Linked DNA regions of Mus musculus: region 1 is linked to region 2. Evidence: chromatin loops called from intact Hi-C (ENCODE). Cell type or tissue: left cerebral cortex. All regions are shown on one strand.

The links. Hi-C counts contacts between places; a loop is a spot of excess contacts. Peaks named below come from ENCODE experiments on the same cell type or tissue, not always from the same donor. Only the 100,000 strongest peaks of a DNase experiment are listed, where the experiment ranks them.
Region 1: a loop joins it to region 2, with 2.1 times the contacts of the local background. A loop is called at or near these places in 3 of 42 quality-filtered maps.

The regions. Positions count from the first base shown.
Region 1 is chr6:97,713,757-97,721,756 of GRCm38, forward strand. No RefSeq gene overlaps it. Among named protein-coding and RNA genes, the nearest start is that of Gm24565, 13 kb to the right of the region's middle. In left cerebral cortex, no CTCF peak of the experiment used is centred here; DNase peaks (open chromatin) are centred at 4,562 and 5,125.
Region 2 is chr6:97,610,746-97,618,745 of GRCm38, forward strand. It overlaps Gm32247 (a long non-coding RNA gene), which reads left to right and starts at 5,741. Exons shown (of 4, transcript XR_003956339.1): 1 at 5,741-7,017; 2 at 7,971-8,000. It also overlaps a transcript of Frmd4b not described here. In left cerebral cortex, no CTCF peak of the experiment used is centred here; DNase peaks (open chromatin) are centred at 4,376, 5,453, 5,732, 6,250 and 2 more places; H3K4me3 peaks cover 2,014 bases; H3K27ac peaks cover 546 bases.

The DNA of each region.
Region 1 (8,000 bases), 100 kb after region 2:
ATAAGAGGGTATGGGGTTGTGGATGGATTAGTGTTGTAACCGTGGGAATGGTTCCCTTATCTCAGGAGTGGAGTTGTTATCAAGTGTATGGGCCTCACTTGCTTTTCTTTCCAGAGTAAAGGCCATACAGATGCCAATATCGGGTTCATAGATTATTGTGTAAATGTCTATGTTTTCCAGCTGTCTTTGGTGATCCCATGAAAGTTTGTTCGTTCAATGTCCCCAATGTTCATGACCCATTGTCCTAGAGTGACAGGCCTTTTCCTGACATATTCTACCCCACCCCCCACCGGCCCGCTGTTTGCAAAGCAGATGCTAAATATCAAGAGATGACAGCACCTCTTGTTGTCTTTCCAACTCAATTCTCCATCACTGCTAAGCCTAAGTTACATGAGAACACGTTCTTGAAGTCACGCCCTAGGAGTGGCATTCCCATAGACAGGCCTGGTGTTCTGTGCAGTCTGGAGAATTATCTACAATACGTGTGCTTTCAGTTTTGAATGAGTGAGTTTATTAAAGTACTAGTATGTAGAGAGATAGAACCCACAACTAGATAACAAAATTGTGAAAATGAGAGTATACACTATCCAGCAAAGAAGCCTGGAGTAGCCTGGTTGACAGAGCAAACAGTACCATCATCAAGTTGGGGGGTTATAAGTGCCCAACAGAATCTACCTGGGAAGCTGCTGTTCCTATGAGCTTTCTCTCTACTGACAAGCTTGCTATGGCTGAACTTTTCCACTGTGGATAATTTTATATCATGAGATAAGCCCTGTTGAACATGGCTTGCCTTCTGTCTGTTCTCCATGACACAATGTCTTCACTCTTGGACTATTTTGACATCTACATCCTTCCATGTCAGAATCTGCAGGTCAGCCCATCATTGGATAATAGATCTTAGAGTTATTTGAGACAAATAATCTCAGGTCTAAAATTGGAACTACAGTGCTTCCCAAGTCAGCTTCCCAGTAAGCCAGAGCAGCATGTGGCAAATTGCCAATATGATGACCAACATACTTGGTGGTAAAGACTTCACTGATCAGTGAAGATGTCCCAGCCCCCTCCAGCAGTGGGTAGAGTCTAGCTACTTGTCCCTTCAGAATTGGCCTCTGAGAGTGACCTCTCTGTGACCCAGGCACAGTTATTGGAAACATTCTTGTGGGCCTGGTTAACACCAGATTAACACCTGGTTAACCCCAGGCCCTGTCATTAACTATGTCTGGTTTTCCAGGCACCCTCCATGGCATCTTGCCTTCCATGAAAGTCCTCAGTCAAGTCCTCAGACACCAACATCATCCTCTGGCATCTCCAGGAATGTAACAAATGTTGTTCAAACATAACACGGCTCTAGTCTATTTATCCGAAATATTTGCCTGGAAATAAAGACCTACTGTCACTGAAATAACAAGCTACAGTACAGGATGTCACACCCAGTACTTATTACTGTCCGTGTGGTGAGACAGATAATGGATTAATAGTAACTTGAGGCTCTAGGACTTGCCTCACTTCTGGTAAATCTTGTTATTTTCCAGCTTAAGACAATGTATTAAGATCCAACAAATTAGCCAGGTAATGGTGATGTATGCCTTTGATCCCAGCACTTGGGAGGCAGAAACAGGAGGATCTCTGAGTACTTGAGACCAGCCTGGTCTATAGAGTGAGTTTAAGGACTGCCTGGACCACACAGAGAAACCCTGTCTTGAAAAAAAAATTCAACAAATTAGGTTGCAGTGCTTTTTAAATTCACCTTTTAAGATATACTTACTTGTAAATTACTATGTGTAAAAACTAATGTTTATAGTGATGGCCACATATATTCATTTAATCTATGTAAACTAAAATATATAGTAAAAAACATAGTTAATATAGTAAAAATTGGTACAAATTTGCATTTGGGTACCCTTTTAGAAACCTTACAGTGTACAAATTGTATTTTTAAAAGATGAGGTGGGAATAATGGTAGATGTATACCTTATTCCCAGCAGAAGCTCCACTGCTTTGGGACGCAAAAACAGGCAGATCATTGTGAGCTTACATTTAAAGCCAGACAGTTCTATGTTGAAAGTTCCAGGCCAATCAGTTACACACAGTGAGACTCTGTCTCAAAAAATGCATGAATAGACTGAAATAGACTGAATATATACTGTTCTTGGGAATACATTTGAAGTTTTCTAGAAGTAACTTTCATTTCACACATGTTCTTTTGAGACAGGGTCTCACCCTATAGCAAGGTAGCCTAAACCTTCACAATGTAGCCCAGGCTGACCTTGGACTCAAGACAACTGGAGCAATCCCTGTTTCAGCCTTCCACAGGTAAGATAACAGGTGCTAGCCACCATTCCAAGCTATCTTGAAGTCATTTTAGGTAACTTTTCCCTTCTCTTGTCTAGTCTGTCATCATCCTACTACCTTAAGTATAACTCTATTGTTATTATAATAAATTAGTTTCCATACTTTCCAGATAGATGAAGAAACACTATCAGCTAGTGTTAAATGCTATTGGTCACAAATTCAAGGGAGCAGCTACTTTTCTTGCTTAGATTTGTGGGGATTACGTCATCTTCTGTTAATATTGTGTGTCCATCCCCATAGGGGACCAGGCAGTGCTTTACTCTATAAATACCCTTCCTTTTCCACTGGGCTTTCTAAGTTGTCTGAAAACTCATTTAACTGAGTGTGTTCAGAGTCTGTCTGATTTTTCTCTCTAGATTCTTCCCCTTGCTCCAGACAGAGGTAAACCTTGCTCCAGCCAGCCTTCTGGATCTTTGTGTTTTTCACTACACATTCTACTGGTCCTGAATTATACATACCATTTTTAAAGATCATTTTAGCAATTGCTGTTGTTTGAGATACAGAGCCTTTTAGAGTCCATCTTGCGTTGAACTCACTACATAGCTAAAGGTGGCTTTGATTTCTGATAGTCCTGTCCCCACATCTTTAGAGCTAGAATTACAGATATCTGCCACTCTGCCTAGTTTATGCAGTGCTAATGATTTAGTCTAGGGCTTGAGCATGCTAGACAAGTATCCTATTAACTGAGCTACATTCCCACACCTCATAAATGTTATTGTGGAAAAACTTACATGGGGACTCAATATGTACATCTTTCTTGTCATTATTCTCCAATAATATAGTAAAGGAACTATTTCTATACATTTCCATTGCATAGGGTAGGATAGATAACCTAGGAATAAGTTAAAGTATGTGGGAGGATGTTTGTAGGTTAGATGCAGCCATGAAGATACATCGTCATACAATGGACTTGAGCATCTGTAGATTTTAATATCCCGGAAGGATCCAAACCTGGCCTTTGTCCCTGTTGTCCTTGTTTTCAGGAATTCTTATACAAAATTTTAAGTATTTATTCTGTACCAACATACAGTCCCTGTACATACAGTCCTTGTATATATTTGCTGGACTTGAAAAAGATAACTTCTTTCAAGTTTCTCGTGTACTTTGACCATATTGAAATACCCAGTCCTCTTATCCTTCCTTTTCCTCTCCTGCTAATCCCCTTCCTCCTCACCTCCTTCTTCTTTCATGACATCTCTATGTGATTTGATGTGTCTATATAGGATCTAAGATCTGCAAGAAAGAGAACAGTGATCTTTTTCTGAGTCTGGCTTATTCTAATTAACGTGAGGATCTCAAGCTGTATCTATTTTTCTTGTAAGCAATACAGTTTCATTCTTCTTTATGGCTGAATCAAATTCCATTGTCATATACACCACATATCCATTATCTATTCATCTGTTGACAGACAACTAGGCTGATTCCTCAAATAGGCTACCAATAAACACAGGCAAGAGTGCCCCCAATAAAAATAGATACTGTATACACACATCGTGAACATAATGCTCAAATGTCACTTCCTCTGTCACACCACCCCTGACTCCCTGAGCCAGATTTAGCAATGTTTTTTCTTCCATATCTTTAGTATACTTTACTGTGTCTAAAAGCAGTTATCAGCCACCAAGAAAATGAAGCAAGATCTTTAAACATCCAAATACAAAACCAGCCTAAGTCAAGGCAATTGCTTCCTGTAGTTTTGGAGTCCCAAGACCTCAAATAGCGCTTGAACACAGTACATGAGTGAATGGCAGACAGAGACTCGGTCTTAGAAATAAATTTAAGTTTCTCTTGAATAAATGGGACTCCAATGAATTTTGCATCAAAAAGGCATGGAACTCCTATAGCACCTATGTATGCATGCTTGAGCGAACATTGCTGTGAGTAGCACCCGTCAGTTTTGCCATCAGTTTTGTGATATCAGTTTCAAATCTCTAGTATAATCCAGTCTCCTCAAAAAGCTAAAACTTATCATTTTTCTGTGACATGGTTAAAGCAAAAACAAACGAAGCAAAAACAAAGAGCGGAGCTGCAAAGGACTTCTGGGCTTACATAGCTTGCAGAGCCCAGCAAGGCAAGAGTTTACCCTGTTCACTCCCATGTCCCCTGTGGAATTATCAAACGACCAGGGAGTGTGGGTGGTAACAAATGAGGAGATTCTTCTCTCTTCCTGTTGAGTCATACCTCCAACCAGAGGAAGTGACCTTAATTTGTGGATAGCTTGTTGTTTGAAATTGGAAGCTACATCACAGCCCTGCTCCTTGTGGCTTTTCCTTCCCAGCTTCATAAATTTCCCTTACATTTGCAGCCAGAGCGAGTTACTTACTGTTTCCCAATCTGGTGTTTGCACAGTACCACAGGCAAAAGTTAATATGTGCTCTGGTTTCCCCAGGGACTCCAGGGCAACAGTTAGGATAGAATTAATCTATCAATGTGGTCTCTAAAAAGCACCTCCAGGCTGGATTCTAGAACAAAAGGCAGAGGGGAACAGGGAAGATCTGTTGGTACCACCATTATCTAAATGGATGCAAATGAAGCCAAATTGAAAATGTCTGGCCTTTAGCGGAGGGATAAGAATCAACAGAGCATCCATTTGCATGTTTTATTGTAATGGTGAATCCAGACACAATGACTGAGCTGGGATACAGGCACCTCAGGAAAGCCATTGAGCCTCACGTTTACTTTCGCTGTCTTGATGGAAGGAGAGAATGGCTAGGCTTTCTGAACATTCATGAGCTTTCAAGCTGGGAGAGCTTGTTGACTGTGTAGGAGAACTTGGCAACGGTGCCAGTGAGCTAGTGAATCCCGCTAGGCATTTTTCCTGTCAGTTTGGGTCAAATGGTGGCTTTTAGGGCTGTGTAACTAACTTTTATTGAACACTAATTCAGGTACAGCACTGAGTTCTTTATATACATTTTATCACTCAAGTCTCCTGGCCCTTGGGTAGAGTCCATCCCCATTTCAACTTTACAAGGAGAAGACAAGTAAATGGGTGAGTCCAGATATAAAAACGCATTTGGCTAATCCCAGAGCCAGAGCTGTGGGCATGTGAAGTCATTACTTTTTCTACTATCAAATCATCTGTTGATTAACTCTTTTCATTCAGTAAAATTTATGGAACAAACCTATCACAAGTTGTTAAGTACCTAGATAGAAGGTAATACAAATATTATCCCAGCTTCCAAGTTCTTGTCTGTAATAAAATGCACTGGAAATAATAAAAAATAATTTTGGTTGTTTTATGAAAGCAGCAGAGGAGGTATTTTCTTGTCATCGTGCTCCTTTTCAGTAACATCCATGTTTCTCCTCCTCTTCCTCCTCCTCCTCCTCCTCATCATCATCATCATCGGGACTCTATTGAATCTTTACTGTGTGGCTGCTACTATACTTATGTCAGAGGTGGTATTAAGGACTGCTGGATCCTGAAGCCTCACATTTTAATAACACATATGTACATGTTCATGTATGTGCATATTTATGTGGGTGCGCAGCATGTGAAAATCAGCAGAACAAAGGATAACCTTGAATGTCCCTCCTCAAGTACTATTCACTTGTTTTGTTTTGTTTTATTTTGTCTTGTTTTGTTTTGTTCGGGGATCTGTAACTGGCCTGGAGCTTGCCAAGCAGGCTGGGCTGGTTGCTCAGTGAGCCCCACAGATCTGGCTATCTCTGAGTGACCAGACCTGGGATTACCAGGCAGTGCCACTGCACCTGGCTTTTGGCACATAGGTTCTGAGGCTTATACTCAAGTCTTTGTGGTTGAAATTGCAAGCACTTTACCAGATGAGCTATCTCCTCTGTTCTTAAAGCCTTATATTTTAGTCAAAGTATCTTCTGAGAATGCTAAAGGCTAAGAAAACAGTGCCTATTTAAAGATTTAAAAAATTATTGTTTGAGAGTGTCATATATATATATATATATATATATATATATATATATATATATATGTCTTGATCAAATCTGCACTGTCTTCCCTCCCCCAACTCCTCCTACACACATCCTACTTTTCTTTCCCAACTTCATATATTCTTTCTTTAAACCCACTGGATATACTTCATGCTACCAGTATGCACATGGGTGCCCCCTGGAGCATAGCACCTTATTAGAAACACATCCCTGAAAAAAGCTGACACTCATTCTACTTCAAAAGCTTTTAATTGCCAATACTCCCTAGCCAGGGGTGGGACTTCATGAGCCCCTCCCTTATTCATGATGGCAATTTGACTGACTTGATCTTGTACAGGTCTGTGTACACAGCTAAAACCGTTGCTGTGACTTCACATGTATAGCAGCCTTGTTATGTCTGAACAACCCTGTTTCACGGCAGTACTCTACAACCTCTGGCTTAACAGTCTTTCTGCCTCCTCTTCTGCAACAATTCCTGAGCTGCTGTCCCATTTAGAGCTGAGCATGCCACAGTCTCTGATTGCAAATTGACTAATTGTGCGTTTCTGTACTATTTATCATCTAATTCAAAAACACGCTTCTCTGATTCTGCAGTTAAAGATAAGCAGGTCAGAGGTAACTCAATATCATTTCCCAGCAGGACTGGGGAGATGGTTTAGCAGTTGAGAACATTTGTGTGGTTTTCGATAGCTGCTAGACAGCTCACAACTGCCTGTAACTCCAGTTCTAAGAGATTCAACACCCTCTCCTGGCCTATTTGGGCACTTGCACATATGCGGTTCACATAAACTTACACAGGTACCAACATATATAAGTAAAAACAAAACAAAATGAAAGAGAAAAAGAAAGAAACAAACAAACAAAACTTGTCCCAGTTATACCATTCCTGGACAAACCCCAAAGGACTGCATCTCCTACTATAGAGATGCCTGCTCATTCGTGTTCACTGATGCTCTATTCATAACATTCAGAAAATGGAAACAGCTCAGATGTGCACCGATGAGTGGATAATGAAAATGTTGTATGCTTACACAGTGGACTATTATTCGGCTATTAAGGAAAATAAACTTATGAAATTTGCAGGTAAATGGATAGAACTGGGTATAATCATTCAAGTGAGGTAACCTAGCCCCAGAAAGACAAATGCCACATGTCTACTTTCATATGTGGGTCCAAGCTTTGAATCTTTAGTTAGCATGCTTAAATTGGAGCACTTGTCAAAGTCTGGAAACTAGAAAGGGGCCATGAGAAGTGGGAGTATCTTAAGATGGGGACAGTAGAACACAGATTATAGTTTGAAGGAGAAAGGAAATAATGGGGCACAGAGGATATGTGCAGAGGAGGATGGGAGGGAAGGCTGAAAGAGGTAGTTAGTGTAGGGAGGGAGACCAACACTAAAGACCTTTGAAAAGCCATATGGAAGCATAGTATTTTAAAAGCTTCCTAAAGCACACACACACTCACATATACTACATACACACCACATGTGTTTGTGTATATGTGTGTATGTGTGTATGTGCATATGTGTATATGTATATATACATACCATATACATACATGATGTGTGTATGTATATATACATATAAACAGCATATATGTGTTGTATGTATGTGTATATATATATATATAGAGAGAGGTGTGGGTTACCTCTACCTCTTGTTCACTGTTGGTCAGTAAGGTTCCGTAGATGCCCAAATATTACATACTATTGTCACTGCTCTTGCTTTCCTTCTAGAACATGACAA
Region 2 (8,000 bases):
AGGGGCAGTGTTTATGTACCCCTAAGCCTTTCACTCACTAGCCATGCAGTTGCGAAAAATTCCTGGAGCTTTCCGGGCCTGTTGCCCACCTCTATAAAGTGTGGGTAACTTTGGGGTTCGTGGGGATGAATGAGACATTGAGTTGGAAGCACTTGGCAAGCTCAGGGTGCTTGTAGAGGTGGCATTGATGCTGCTAATGACACCAGGTAGGAGGCTCACTCTGTAGGGAGGAATGTGACTCTAAGTCAGTGTTACAGACAGACCATTGTTGCCCCGTCCCCTCAAACTGGGATCCAACCCTGGACTTCAAACATGCTAGGCAAGCCTTCTATCACAGAGCAATACCCATCCTCAACTTGGTAGAGATTCCATACACCGGCAAGATCAGGCAGGATTTTATCATTTGAACATATTTAGATACAACAGGAACTCTGTTCACCTCCCTCTTACAGAGGAGGAAACTGAGGTGTGGAGGCTAAGCTTGTTCAAAACACAGATTTAATAAGCAACAGAGTTAGATTTGTGAGTTGGTTGTAGTAGGCCAGACAGTCATGTGACACAAGAACCATTGTCATGTGACAATGACCCCGAGTCTTTAGACCACACTAGTGCAGCATATACCCTTGTTACTAAAAAAATACTGGCTGATTTAAATCCAGTCATAATCTCAGAATGAGCTTTCTTGGCTATATATGGGGTGGAGAGCAGAGATCCTGTGGTTTGAATGTAGTTTTAGTGCATCTCATAAAGGTTCGTGTGTTGGACACTTTGCTCCCACTCTGGTAGTTTCAGGATGTGATAACCAGTAAGAAAAGACATGAGGGCTAAAGGAAATTAGGTCCCTGAAGTCAAGGTGCTTAGAAGGCCTCAGGGAGTGAGTTCTTGCAAAAATGAGTTGCTATAAAAAGATGGATTTTTACCTTTATGGCTTCTTATCTGGCCTTGCAATCCCCCCTTAAAACAAACAAACAAACAAAACCCATCACAATCATTTGCTGTCTGCACCAACACCCTCATCTAAGCTAAGCATAAACCCACATAATACTCTACCTCTAGAACTCTGAGACGAGTCCGCTTTTCTTCATACAATACCCAGCCTCAGCTATTTTGCTACAGTAACAGTAAGCAGATGCAAACGAGGGTAAGAGCTACAAGGCATAAACACTTCCCACCCGTGGCTGAACATGAGCTGATCCCATCGAGTTCTCGTACTGAGCCTCTGCAGTTAGACCACCAGGCTTCGGGAGTTTGATCCTTCAGTTCTGATGAGCACATCTTGTCTAAAACTTATCTTTTAGCTGTTTCACACTTGAAAAAGATTGGGAACTATAATATATACAGCCTACTATTGATCTCAAAATGACTACCCATATAGCATCACTCTTCTGCCTTAAGCACTTTCCCTCTGTTGCTCGATCAATTACTCTGACAAAAAAGCAACCAAAGAGAGAAAGAATTTGCTTTCTGGCTCACGGTTCAGTACAGTCCATCACAGGGAGGAAACCAGTTACGTCACACCCACAACAAAGAGACAGAGAACAGTGGCACACTCTCTCCTTTTCACTCAGCCTGGAACCCTTTCAATGACATGGTGTGACCCTCATCCAGGATGGTTCTTCTCACCTCAACTCACCTAACTCAGCAAATCCCTCACAGAAAGGGCGCTGGCCAACCCAATCCCTTACCTAGAATTCCTCCCCAGGTGACTCCAGATCCTGCCAAGTTGACAACCGCAAACAATGTTACAATCTCCCTTTCCTTCCAATGTCATCTACCATAGGGTTACACACACATACCATAAACACTAGGGCCGGGAAGTTCTTTGGGATAGGGTATCCAGTATACTGTAAACTTTTCTGAGACCTGCCCACTAGAATCCACTGGCATTGTTCCAAAATGGTGACAACCAGCAAATTTCTCGGATATTGACAAATGTCCCTGAGGGCTGGGGGTGGTGGTGGTGGAATTATCCCTGGTACAGAGCTACAGCAGCATTTTGATGGTGATACCTTGTGTGTCCTTTCCACTTTGTTCTATGACCACACACCCTTTAGGATAATCATTTAGCTCTTCCTGGTCGAATGAACACTTTATCAAATAACTTAAACTATTACACAAACCCTAATCGTAGCCCTCCTAAATGGAATCCTAGGCAGGGTGAACATATAATTTACCGTCCATACTGGAGACACAGATATTAGTCAGGGCTCACCCTGGGCAAGTCAACATGATCAACCGACATCCAAGGACCCTCTGCTGTGAGTAAGCAGTGTCCTTGCAGCCAGGCACAATTAGGGTCCTCTTCCAACTGCCTAATTGGATATGAAGTGACAGGAGGCAATTAAAAGCAGCGCATTCCCCCAAGGGCTATGTAACACAGACCCAAATACATAGCTCAAGGCCGAAGAGCTACACAACAGAGGACTGAATTGCCCCTGTGCTCTAAGTGGGTACACTCTCCAAATAATCTCCACCAAGACCAACTTACATAACTTATATCACATTAGAACAAGGCATTGGTTTAAAATAAATGCCTTCCAGACTTGCCTGTACATGCAGAAAGGATCATGGTCACTCCCGAGAAGAGGTTTTTGGGCGTGGTGTGGATATTTCATCCATGTATCTGCACGTTTCCTTCTCAGGTCTCATCACTTGCTTTACATTTTGATCTTATAAGTCCCAATATCGACTATATTCAGAAGTAACTGGGGTTCTCCTAACACACGTGAGAAACTATATTGATAACCTATTTAAGGGAGTACAGCTTAGCTCAACTTGCATTATGCAGAACATCAAAGAAAACAAAAATCAGTCGTCTTCATGAGGCCCCTGCACTCTGCTGAAACACCCACTCCTGACCTCAGCATAAATTCTCCTCCCCAGCAACCGTGTTCTTATGACAGGTCATGTGGTCTGAGTGCTTCTCTCCTCCAGAAGTCATTTATTACAGGAGCTTCCTTCAGAGAAGTCAACAGGACTGCCATTTTCTCTGGAAACTTTACAAAGAGAGCTTGCGGTTTGGTAGGCTAAAAGTTTAATGACCTCCTTCTGTTGAGCCTATAGCTAGGGGTTTATAATGAAAGAGATCACATTATAAGGTGAGAAGACAGAGATAGTTCTCGCTCTGGAACTGACCCAGGTACTACAAACACTATGGAAATTCCTTCTAAGCTGGTACCCTGTGACCAAAGTTCTTCACTTCTCCACAAGGCCACACTGGGAACCAGGCTTCTAGTCCATGAAACTTTGGAGGACATACTCAAACCATATCCATCTAAGCCAGCAATAGCTCTACTATACATACTATACAGTCTTCTTACAATACAAAAGAGTATACAGGACAGAAAATCGGGGCTTTTAAAAAGCGAGAAGAAACCAGACCTCGAAGTTGTTCATTTCTAAGCAAAATACCCCCTACCTGTTATTGACATAAACCCCCACACAGGAAAAGATGTAGTGCTTTTGTGATGTCTATAAAGTATCCCAAGTCCATTTAAAAACTCTATTTCCCACTTATAAAACAGTACTAATAGATACACATTCTATGTGCATTTCAAACTTCTGACAGTAATTCACAATGAAATGACATGTTATGCCACAACCTAAGTGTGGCATCACCCCCACCCCCTAAATCTGGCTCAGAGTTCCATGAAGCCACAGAACTCTTGCCAACTTATCATGGTGCCAGTCTCTTGTCAGATAGTCTTCTAATATTGGTTATGATCATAAAATAGAGTTTATCACCTTCATTCATTAGGAAGTGTGTGTGTGTGTGTGTGTGTGTGTGTGTGTATGTGTGTGTGTGTACATGATATTATAATTACAGGAAGGAAGTTTACAAAAGAAAGTAAGTTTGGCCTCTGAGCTACTAAGATGGCCTTTATCAAGCATCTAGAAACAGAAAAATGCCACCCCAGGATATCTTTGTGATAGCCCAGGAACCACATTAGCTAGAAGGGGCTAGGGGTGGGGATGGGGTAGGGGAAAGTCCTAAAGATTTAGAAATAAATTCACCCCCCCTCCCAAGATCATCTAAAACAAAATAAAAATGGTAAGAGAAAGGAAGGGAGAGCAAAGGGAAGGGGGAAGGGCAGATGAAGAAAGAGGTCATTTGTAGTACAAGCTCCAAGCCTTCACTTCCAGTGCAAAGATAATTGCAATTCTTGAAAATTATTGCAGACTAGATATGACAGTCATGTATTTTTAACTGCCTTTCATGCCCCCCCTGTTTGTGTTGTCGGCTCGCCAAAACTTCCTTTCTCCTCCCTCAAAGACACTGCAAAGCCATAATTAAGTCTGTGCCATCAAATGGACAAGCAGGAGCCCTGAGTTCTGCTAGAAATAGAGGCTACAAATGGTAAACACTCGAGGGAGACCTGGGAAGGTCTTCCCACACTCTGGGCTGCCTGTGAAGTTAGCTCCTCCCACACTTTTCTAGACTCAAGCCTCAAGGGTAATTCTGTACCTGCTCTAGGAGGCCCCTTAACTTTTCTGTAGCTAACCTGTGTGTTGGGAAACAGAGTGACATTTAGGACAAGCACTTGCATGCACTAGAGAATGATCTTCTGCAAACTTTGTGGACAACGACAAAAATCAAACCTCATTGTCATTGTGCTTTAGGTGGATTTCCTTATTTTCTGCCATTGCCTTCTTAAAATACTTTCTACCTGCATTCCCAAGTATATGCAAATGAAGTGGTTAATATGTGTGCAACGTCCTGAAGAAACGACAGGTCTTCTCTGTCCCCCAAAATCCTGAGCTTTTCTTAACCTCTTCTAGGAACTATACATTCACTCCAGGATGAGTGTGTATATGTGTGCCTTTGTTTACAGAAAACCTGCTGGCTCTACTGTAACACTGGATTTGGGAACAACAACGACAAAGCACCCAACTCTTGATTCTACATCAACTCCTACATATCAACTTAAATTTATGAGAGGAAAAAAAAGGCAAGGTGGCTACTGTTGTTGATTTGTTTATTTCTTTCTCTTTATAATCATTAACAGCACATGACTGGTGTGCCTTCTAATGACCCTGCTCTGCCAGAAGTCTAACATGAGACTAGTTGCTAGTAAACTCATTAATGGCACAGTCCTTAACCCTCCCTCTAGGGTCTGCCTTACTATCTCTGGACTATTCATGACGCCTGCAAACTGCGTATCCTGCTTCCCGACATAGATCCCGCTTAGTTCTTTCAGCACACGTATGACAGATCAAAGAGCAGCTTGAGAAGGTTAAGTAAGGCGAAGAGGCTTTTCTTCCCCTCCAGACACTGGATTTGGAAGCTCCACAGATCCACCCCCTTGGGGACATGAATCAGCATGTCAGGGATTGCCCTGTAATCTTGAACACATCCTCTTGAGTTGGCTGGTATGTTTCTGGGGCAAGCTCAGGCTAACCCTGAAGAATCATGCAGGTCTTCCCTTGAGAGACTGAGGCTGTCAGCACCGCGGCGGCGTCTTCCTTCCCCCCCAAGAGGCAACCTTGCAGACGCGGCACTCTGGGTACCAGCAAACACATCAAGTCAACCCGCAAAGTTCAGAGGAGTTGGCTCTGGTATGTTTACAAGTCCTAGCAGATCTCAGGAATGTTCAGGATAATTATTACCGCACCCAGAAGCGCCCAACCCAACCCTCTCACATCTGGAAGGAAGGAAGCGGCTACACAAAGGAGAGCGAGAGAGACCTCCTCCTGCCACTGAATTCTTAGACCAGAGGAAGACTGGAGCCCAGCTCTTCCCTCTTTGTAAAGGGACCTAGCACTAGTCAGCAGCATCTTTAAAAGTGCAGGAAGCCCTTTGCAAAGGAAGACGTTGGCCACTAGTCCAAACAAAACAGCATTTCTCAAATTAGGGTTAAATGTGCCTTCTCCGATGAAAATAAAAAGTGAAATGCTCCAGAAAATGGACAGAGAGCAGTTCACACGCACACAGCCTCTCCAATACAGGCGCGCTTAGGATGTGACACGCCTATTTACAAAGGGTGGCCAAGCCAAACCCTGGACGTCCTCAGCTAAGGCCAGGGACCCCTCCCTCAGCTTTTCACCACCTTCGGATGGCTTCCCCGGACAGAAGTGTCTGGGATTCAACGATTCATCTCCCTACCTCCCACCAAAGCAAAAAGCGCGTGGTCCAACGCGGCGTGTTCTCAAACCCCACCAGCGTCAAAGCATCAGACCCGCCAAACTTCCTGTCACTACACTGCCAGAGCCACCAAAGAGCGGCGCCAAGTGCCTAGGAACTCCAGTCCAGGCTGAACCAGCCCGGGAGCTTTGGGGCGGGGCTTCCCGGTGGCAGGAGATTGGGGACCAGCTCTGCGGGTCCCCAACCTGCGCGCGCCGGGGGGTGGGGGGTGGCGGCGCACTCTGCGCTCCTAATGTGGAACCTCGGCCTCCTTCCTCCAGCGACAGCGCGCTCTGATAATCCTGGGACAGTCGCCTACCTACCTGCTCAGCCGCCTCCTTCCTCGGGCGAGCTGGGCTGTTGTCGCCTTGCTACTTTATTGTCTGCGTTGCGCAGCGCGCGGGACCCGGGAAATCCTCTCCGCGCCAGTCCCGCAACTCCAGGGCGCGCGGCGCCTTCCTCTGCAGCAGCTGTCTTCCTCTCGGTCCTCCTCCTCTCCGCCCAGGCTTGGGCTCAGCGTCAGAGCCGCGCAGCTCAACTCCACGGCGGCTAGCCGGGCAGCCAGAGCTCTCAGCATCCCCTGGCCCGGTATCCTTACCAGGATACCCACGCTCCGCGGAGGAGCCTCGAGCCGCCTTCCCCACCTTTCTCAGTGTCCCCACCTCCCTCAGTCCAGCCTCTAGCCGCTGTCAGCACCGGCTCTCCACCGATCTCTCTGCACTGCCCCCGCCCGTCGCCTCTCCGGGGGCCAGGGCGGCCCTGCCAATGAGGCTCGGCGGATGCGCTGTTCCGGCCCAGTCATTGTATCGGGAGGAGGAGGGGGAGCGAAGCAGGGAGGGGGCGCTCGGCCCCGCGGTTGCAGCTCGCCTGGCCTTCTGCGCGCGCACAGGCGACGGGTAATGAATTTAAGAGAATCTTGGGGTGCATCTAGGAGGCGGCCGGAAAGCTAGCTTCTTTGCATCACCCTAACTTTGAAGCACCATAGGACTCTCTATTGTACTTCCTGGATTTAGGCATCCCGAGACCTTAGGATAAGGGAGACCTCATAACCTGGAGAAATGACTGGATCTTAGACTCTTGCAATCAGATGGCTCTGAATGAAAGAAGAAAGAGGAAGCGGTGTCTGATACTGTCCCACAGTAGACAGTTATGATATGGCATTTAATTCTCTATCTGACTCGGAGGTGCTGTGTTGCGATTTCTTTGAAGGCTCAAAAAAATTCTCTCCAAACAGCTAATAGTGACAGGGCAGAGGTCGCAGTCTAATCTGATGCTGACCTTAACACAGTGATTGGGAGAAGGAAAGGGGGAAGCAGTTCATGAAAGACCCCAACTAAGATTTATCCAAGCCGGGCGTGGTGGCGCACGCCTTTAATCCCAGCACTCGGGAGGCAGAGGAAGGCAGATTTCTGAGTTCGAGGCCAACCTGGTCTACAAAGTGAGTTCCAGGACAGCCAGGGCTATACAGAAAAACCTTGTCTTGAAAAACCAGAGAGACAGAGAGAGAGAGAGAGACAGAGAGAGAGAGAGAGAGAGAGAGAGAGATTTATCCAAATGAGTTGATAGGGGAAAAGGCTGTGCAAATCCTAAAGCTCTTTTAACCCCCCCCCCCAACCAAACACACACACATTTCTCTGGGTACTTGCAGTTAATTCATTTTTCAAAGTAAATCCATTACAAAACTAATTATCTTCAACTACACAATTATATAGCTCTGTGTTTTGTTGAACAGTTAGTTGACTTATCACTTGTGAGTCTTTAATCTCTCGGCAATACTGGATTTTTACTTTCCTCCCTTTCTTGTCTTCTTCTGTCCCCGCTCCTTTGCCTGTTTTCCTCTTCTTAACAGAACGCAGTCCTACACACTTTGAGGCAGGGA